Regions from separate parts of the Homo sapiens genome. Here all the other regions are linked to region 3. Evidence: chromatin loops called from intact Hi-C (ENCODE). Cell type or tissue: B cell. All regions are shown on one strand.

What was found. Hi-C counts contacts between places; a loop is a spot of excess contacts. Peaks named below come from ENCODE experiments on the same cell type or tissue, not always from the same donor. Only the 100,000 strongest peaks of a DNase experiment are listed, where the experiment ranks them.
Region 1: a loop joins it to region 3, with 4 times the contacts of the local background. A loop is called at or near these places in 23 of 110 quality-filtered maps.
Region 2: it touches region 3 in a loop (20-fold over the local background); 35 of 110 quality-filtered maps call a loop at or near these places.

What each region holds. Positions count from the first base shown.
Region 1 is chr13:108,320,932-108,323,431 of GRCh38, forward strand. No RefSeq gene overlaps it. Among named protein-coding and RNA genes, the nearest start is that of TNFSF13B, 52 kb to the left of the region's middle. In B cell, CTCF peaks have their summits at 1,460 (motif pointing right), 1,666 and 1,866; a DNase peak (open chromatin) is centred at 1,500.
Region 2 is chr13:108,893,954-108,896,453 of GRCh38, forward strand. The region is part of intron 14 of MYO16 (myosin XVI); the gene reads left to right. Among named protein-coding and RNA genes, the nearest start is that of MYO16-AS2, 210 kb to the right of the region's middle. In B cell, a CTCF peak has its summit at 1,459 (motif pointing left); a DNase peak (open chromatin) is centred at 1,468; H3K27me3 peaks cover 440 bases.
Region 3 is chr13:108,226,546-108,229,045 of GRCh38, forward strand. The region is part of intron 1 of ABHD13 (abhydrolase domain containing 13); the gene reads left to right. Among named protein-coding and RNA genes, the nearest start is that of ABHD13, 9.4 kb to the left of the region's middle. In B cell, CTCF peaks have their summits at 1,315 (motif pointing right) and 1,516; a DNase peak (open chromatin) is centred at 1,296; H3K27ac peaks cover 389 bases.

The DNA.
Region 1 (2,500 bases), 94 kb after region 3:
ATGCCCCACTTCCAATATTAGAGGTTCAAATTTGACACAAGATTTGGTGAGGACACAGATCCAAACCATATCAAGACTCTTACTTTTTCTGAAATAATATAGCAAGTAAATGTTTTGACTTTGAGCCTAAAGGTTATGCTCAACCTACTGTATTATGTTTCTCCGTCAATTTCTAGCACTGTATTATTAAGAAGGGAAAATGTTGTTCTCTTATGTTAGAAATAACATTTGAAACTGAAAATAAGACTTTCACTTTAGAATCAATTGATATATTGCATTCAGAATGGGTCACAAATGTGGAAGTGTTTTCAGACTCTGGGACGTGTCTATGAGATAATGACCTGACAGTGAAATTACAGAAACTGTTCAAATAATGAAATGTAAAGACTTAAAAATTTCTCTTCAAAAGGAAGGACATCCCCCTCTCAAATAAAGAATGCAAAAAAAGAGAAAAAAGAAGGAAGGGAATAGTTTCAATATTTAAAGAGCAGTAACATGAGAAGATGAAATTAGAATCAATTGATAGAATGTACCGATTTTAAGACTTTCTTGAGATACAATACACATGCTGTAAAATTTTCCTATTTTAAATGTAAAATTAAATGACTTTAATATGTTTACAAAGTTGTGCAAGAAGTTACAGAATTTAGTTAAAAATATTACGAACTTGATATTAGAATCCTGGGAAGAGAGGACTTAAAGGAATATGCAAAAGAAAGAAAGGAAGGGAGAAAGAGAGAAGGAGAGAGGGAGAGAGGGAGAAAGAAAGAAAAGAAAAGAAAAGTAGGTTGAGAAAAGTTTTGATGTGCTCTTTGAGAGAACATGTCAATTTTAATATCTTTTCAATCTTAGAATATATTTAGATTTACAAAAAGTTACAAAATTTTGCTGATAGTACCTATAATTCCTCACCCAGTTTCTCCTATTTTTAATACATTACTCACAAAATATTTGTCACAGCTAAGAAACAATGATACATTGTTATTAACTAAATGCCATACTCTATTTGGATTTTAATAGTCTTTCCACTTATGTTCTTTTTCTGGTCCTGAGTCTAGTCACCTGTACCTCATTGCATTAACAGACATGTCTCCTTAACATCCCCTGGTCTCTGACAGTTTCTAGTCTTTCCTTGTTTTTCATACCTTGACAGCCTTAAGGAGTATTGGGTGTTTTATAGAGTGACTCTCAGTTTGGGTTTATCTGATATTTTTCTTATGGTTAGAAGGCGGTTATATGTCTTTTGGAAAATAATATCTTACATATTTCATCAAGTCAGGGTACATGATCACCTGGCCAGATAGTATTTGCCAAATTCCCAAGAGATTACTTTGAAATTCAGATTTTTTTTTTTAGTCATGAAACTATTTAACTGTACATGCCACATTAATTTGGAAACAAACCCACAAAATATTCAGGTTAGACAATGTAGCCTATTCCTTCCTTTACAGTGATGTACATGTGTATCACCACTAGAGGGAAGCACTTGAACAACTAAAGTGTACAGTCTGGGTTATTCTTAAACGCAATTAAATTGATGATAGACAAACACCAAAATTTATAAAACCATGAACTGAAAGAATATTAAGAGACCAAACAGATACTTTAAGTGTTTCTTAAAACCATATGCCATGCCTAATGAAAGTTTACGACATGGCAGCTTCTACTTTTTCCTATTTGTTGGAACCCATGGTTCCAGTTCAGTTCCAAATCAGTTGTGTACCTGAGGACTTTGACACACTTACAATCTCCAGACCTTGGGGGCAAAGAGAAGGGATGATGGCAGATAGCAGCTGTAGAGAGGGAGGTTAGAGGGCAAGGTCTACCCTAAATTGGTTCAGTCTTTATAAGAATTTCTTTCCATTTTTGACTTTAAACAGCTCCTCCTCAAATTAGCCTGGATTTCCCAGGAAACGGTTACTGGGATTTTTCCTCCGTCTGACATAATTTTTTCTGGTTCTTCAATGTCTTGACTTCCTAATCCTTTTCTAGATTATGAACACTTTTTTATCTTCAGCCCAAAATATGCACATCCTTGACTGATGTACAATGAGATACACCTGCCCTTTAACTATTGTTTTTATTGATGTATCCTGACACCTACACATAGCACATACTTGTCTCCTTCTGTTTATGTTTTTAGGCTATTTATGTGTCAGTCACTGCTCTAACACAATTTCATCTATTATCTAATTTAATTTTTAAAAATTAATTTCTTAAAACTAGTCAACTTTAGTTTTTTAGAGAAGTTTGTGGTTTATAGAAAAATTGAGCAGAAAGCACAGGGTTTCCACATACTCCCTGTTTCCTAACCCCACCGTTTCCCCATTGATGAAATCTTGCATTAGTTTGGTACATTTGCTACAATTAATGAACATTTTTATGCTTATTGAAAAACGTTGATGTGTTAACTCAAGTCCATAGTTTGCATTAAGAATCACTTTGTGTTGTACAGTTCTGTGAGATTTGACAAGTGCATGAAGTTCTGCATCCACCATTA
Region 2 (2,500 bases), 670 kb after region 3:
AAAGATACCACCTGAGACTAGGAAATTTATTTTTTAAAAAAAGGAGGTTTAATTGACTCACAGTTCTGCATGGCTGGGGAAGCCTCAGGAAATTTACAGTCATGGCAGGAGGTGAAGAAGAAAGAAGCAAGGCACATCTTACATGATGGCAGGAGAGAGAGCATGCGCAGGGGAAACTGCCAGTTTTAAACCATAGATCTCATGCGAATGCCTTCACGATCATGAGAGCAGCATGGGGAAAACTGCCCCCATGACTCAATCACCCCCCACCGGGTCTCTCCTTTGACATGTGGGGATTACAATTCGACTCGAGATTTGGGTGGGGAAACAGAGCCAAACCATATCAGTGAGGATGTATTGGGGTGGTCTTCATTGTAGTATTGTGCAGACACTGAGGAGTAGAGAAACTCTTCCTGTGGTTGATAATAATGGCATCATTGTTAAAATTAAAGATTGCCATCTCAGTGGAGTATGGGAAGCCAGAGAACCCAAAATGAAAGGGTTTGGGTGGAAACTAGAAGTTCACACTGTCACAACACACAGTACTCTCCCTGAAGGAGGTTTTGGGAGAAGAGAGAGAAGGAGGAAGATTCAGTTGGTAACATCTAGTAAGTGAGAGAGTGCAGCATTGAGGTCCAGAAATGACTTTTGGTGATTATATGCAGGTCAAACACTTATTCTTACGAGAAGTGACTGAAATCTTTCTGTCAGTCTTACACCTCATTTGGCCCATCTTAAAAGCCTGCATGAGCTCACCTGCCTTTGTCCTGGGCTTCAAGTGCACTTTACCCACTGGGTAGATGGACGGATGGAACCCGATCACCACAGACATGGCTTTGTTCCCCCACAAAGTTTCAGAGCAGCTAAGAGCAGTTAGGAAGGGCTGTTTTGTTTCTAACCCCTGCATTTGAATTTCAAACATTGGAAGCAGGGCATTTTCCATGACATTAAATTTATTGGAACAGAAAAGTCATGTTTCAGGAAGAAACTACCTGGAACCTTCACCAACTCTGGTCCAAATGAATTTCAACTTTAAGAATATTCAATTCCATTGAAATCACTTAAATAAGCATTCACTATGCAATAGCTTTCAGAGAGCAGACTGATGGGTTGATATCGATTGAGTTAATATTTTTTATAGAGGATGCCACAAGTCTTTACTTTCAGAAAATACAGTAGATTAACTCCTACCATAATAGTCCATGACTTATATAGGGACATAAATTTATAGAAAAAATACCATACATTATAAATACAAAAAAAAAGTCAATAAAATTTGAATAAGTAAATATTGAGGAAAATATATATATTTAATTTTCTTCATTTATATTTTTATTTAAATTTTGTTACTGTGCAACGTTGTCATTGTTGTTTTTGAAATCAAGGTGAGCAGCGGAATAATGCCAGTTTTGTTTAGCTCAGTATTTCTCTTAATACATTTATTTAGTGCCACCTATCGGCCAAGTGGCTAATTAAAGATAAAAAACTGGTTATTGCATAGTTTATTTAGCATTTTAATCTTGACTCATGGATGACAACGTACAGTGAAAGAATGCCATGGGGTATTTACATTTTGTTAAGTAGTTGTAGTTTTATATTCGTTTCATGCCTTCTATGTCTTTATTGGTATTTCAGCAGTAATTACTGCATAGTGCAGTGGTTAAGTGTGTGATTCTGAAAGCCAACTCACCTGGGTTCAACTCCCAGCTTCATTGTTGACAACCTTTGAGCCTTGGGAAAACTAATTGGTCTATGTCCTTTTTTCTGTAAAGCAGTGTAAAATATACACTGGTTCCGAGAGTTAACAGAGAACACACATGCACAGACACATCACCCGTTAGAACACTGCCTGGTACATAGTGAGCAGGACGGGAACATTGTCTATTGCTATTCACAAAAGTAAAATTCACTGTTGTTATTTGCTGAATGTTTTCTCTGTGCCAGACGTAAAGCTGAGTGCTTTACACAGCGGACACTGACAAACACTGAAGGAGTTATTCCAGCGTGAGAATTAAGGAAAATGAGGTTTGAGGAATTCAGAGGACCTCCTCAGCGTTACATAATTTCTCATTAGCAGTGTTGGGGTGTGGGGGTAGCTCCTTCTCACTCCCAGGCACATGCATTTAACCATTTCCCTATATTGACTGTTAGGGGAACAAGTTATTAATTACCTGTAATGTCCTTTTTCCAAGAATAATCAAAACATTACTTATCAGACACAACACCAGAATAACTAGAAGCAAAATATTTTTAAAGATTATCCTATTTTTATGACTTTAAAAATAATTGTTTAATGTAATATTATTAATATTTAAAATGTGCTATCATTACCCTCTTATTTTCACCGTATGTATATAACTACATATTTCATATTAGATTATAGGAAAAGATACAAAAACGAAGAGTTACTAAGTACTATTTCATTTTTTTCCCAGAAAACATTGCTATCATCACTGCTATCAATTTACTTTTATCATCTTTAAAATTAGATTATTATATA
Region 3 (2,500 bases):
CATTTTTTATCTGAAGAGGGAGAAAGGTTTTGTTAACCGTTTACTCACACTAATTTATTGACAAAATCAATAGAAAACATAATGCTGGCTGTAGGATCCATGCAGTCGACTTTATTAGAGGCAGTGTTTGTTTCTATTGACTGTCATAACATCTGGGTATGAAGTTGTTTTTACATCTCAGCAGATGGTGCATGGTAATTATGCTTTGCTGATACTTTCAGCAAATTCAGTAAATTAAAAATCCTTCCTGATATTGTTCACTTGTCCTGGTTCCTTTAAGATCACCTTTGAGATGGAAATATATATCATACAGACTAGGGAACAGAGATTATTAGCAAGTGGGGTTAGGTAAAAATAAGGCAATCCGTGAGTGGAGTTCTTACTCTAAACCAGCAATATAAGAATATGTTAAGGAGAAAACACACCCATACCCACGCACTCCGCCACCCCAGAGCAATTTTTATTAACCTGTTCTTAAAAATGACTTCCATTTGATATTACTCAAGATGAATGGACTTTTATTCCGACTTCCATAGTGCAACAACTGATTGTGAGATTATGATTGTTTATCACAAAACAGTTTAGTTAATGTGACTTTTCAGGAATGTTTTGTGGAAAACGGTAAGTTTATCCCTTATTATTCCTAGCCAGTAATAGACCCAAACAAATACGCCCATTTTTCTGATGTTGTTTTAAACATATATGCCCACTGCTCAGAATACTTTTTTTAAAATAAATTGAATAATTCGTATATGTAATTAGATTATTTTAAAAATGTTTTAGTCGTAAGTATATATAAAGTGCTGTACTAGATATTAGAGATGCAATAGTGAAAAAGAGATATACAATTCCTAGTCTTATAAATTTTAATTCAGTATTTGCTAAAATTAGATGTTAGAGGCTACTAAAACGAAAATAACTTTTCAAAGTTCATTAGTTGAAAATTTAACTATGTAAATTGATATAAATGTAAATATAAGATTCAAATTTTAAAATATGCCTTATTCGTGTATTTGGAGCTATTTTATCTGGTTTTATATAATTTTTTAAGTAAGAACTAATTTGAGCAGAACACAGTAAGAAAGTAGTAGAGCCAGAAATACCAGTCACAAAAGCAAATAAAGTTAACATGTCTGTAACATTTATGAATGATCTCATTATTAATCTTACTTGATACTAATGACCAGCCTCATAGGTAAGCATTTTAAAAACTCATTCTACTGAAAAGGCAATTGAGACTGGAAATAAGTGATAAATAGTTATTCAGGGAGGATGTGATACTGTAATAAAACTTGCTACCACTGGGTGGCAGTGTTGATTTCTGGGAAATCAGAAAAATGTTGGTTTATGCTCAAAAAGGTTCAGTTCATTTGAATAATAATTCAAATGTAAAAGTCTATGTTTAGTGAAATAATAGAAAAAAATCAAATTTGTTAAATCATCCAACTCATTATTTGTATAATCAATCTATAACCTCTTTATAGCAGTTTGGTCAGTGGGAAAGAAGGAAATGTAGTATTTTTAAAAGTTCAGTAAATAAGCATAAGTAGACGAATAGTACATAAGAAAATTTGTAACATATCTCAATTCTTTTGCCTTTTTAAGACAACATGTATAAACCTTTTGATAACAAAAAATTCTCTTTTAATAGTTTTTACTTTCTTTATATCAGTTAACATATTTTAGTAATCTTTTTAAGAATTGTTCTCCAGTGAGTCATTTTACTTTATTTATCTCTGTTTCTCAGAGGATTTCTGTGTATTTGTTTCACACTGAACCCTCAAGTATTTATTGCCTTATCAATACATTTTAGCAATCTATTGACCCCAGGACGTGAAACTTCATTAAAGAGTATATAAAAGATACTGCCGATCTCATGACACTAGCAATATGATATTTATTTTTAATTACATATGAAAGATAAATCATTAATAATTTTCTTAAAACTAATACAATATTAGAATCTAGTGTTTAAGCAAATTATTTAAGTTTAGTATTAAAACTTCGAGGTAGAGGGGGGATACTTTTATTCTTTCTTTCCCTAGTTGTTTTTTTTTGTTTTATTTTGTTTTGCCCAACTCCTTACCCTAGTTTCTTTAGTTTTTGCTACCGTATGTGAAAAAAATTGACAAAGTATATTAGATTGGTCTTGCTATGTTGGAATTTCTGAACTGCCTTTTCAGTACAGTTTGCCCTGGACATACGTAACCTAACAGCAGATGTACCACAATCTCTAGAATCATGCTTGTTTGCCTCCCAGCTCTTCTACATTGAGAAGCAGATGATAGCCAGTCTACTTATGCCCCTGAGCTTCTGTTTTCTCATTAAAAAAAAAAAATGACACTATCGCATCAACTTTTTTTGGGTCAAATCCGTGAGAACACGTATATGAAGAATAAGCACTTGTTAAAAATGAGTTAATTTGAAGAATATTAGTGTTTCCTAAATATGACAGTGGAGGGATATGGTAGAAAGGAAACTGTTGAGAACAGAAAGGACA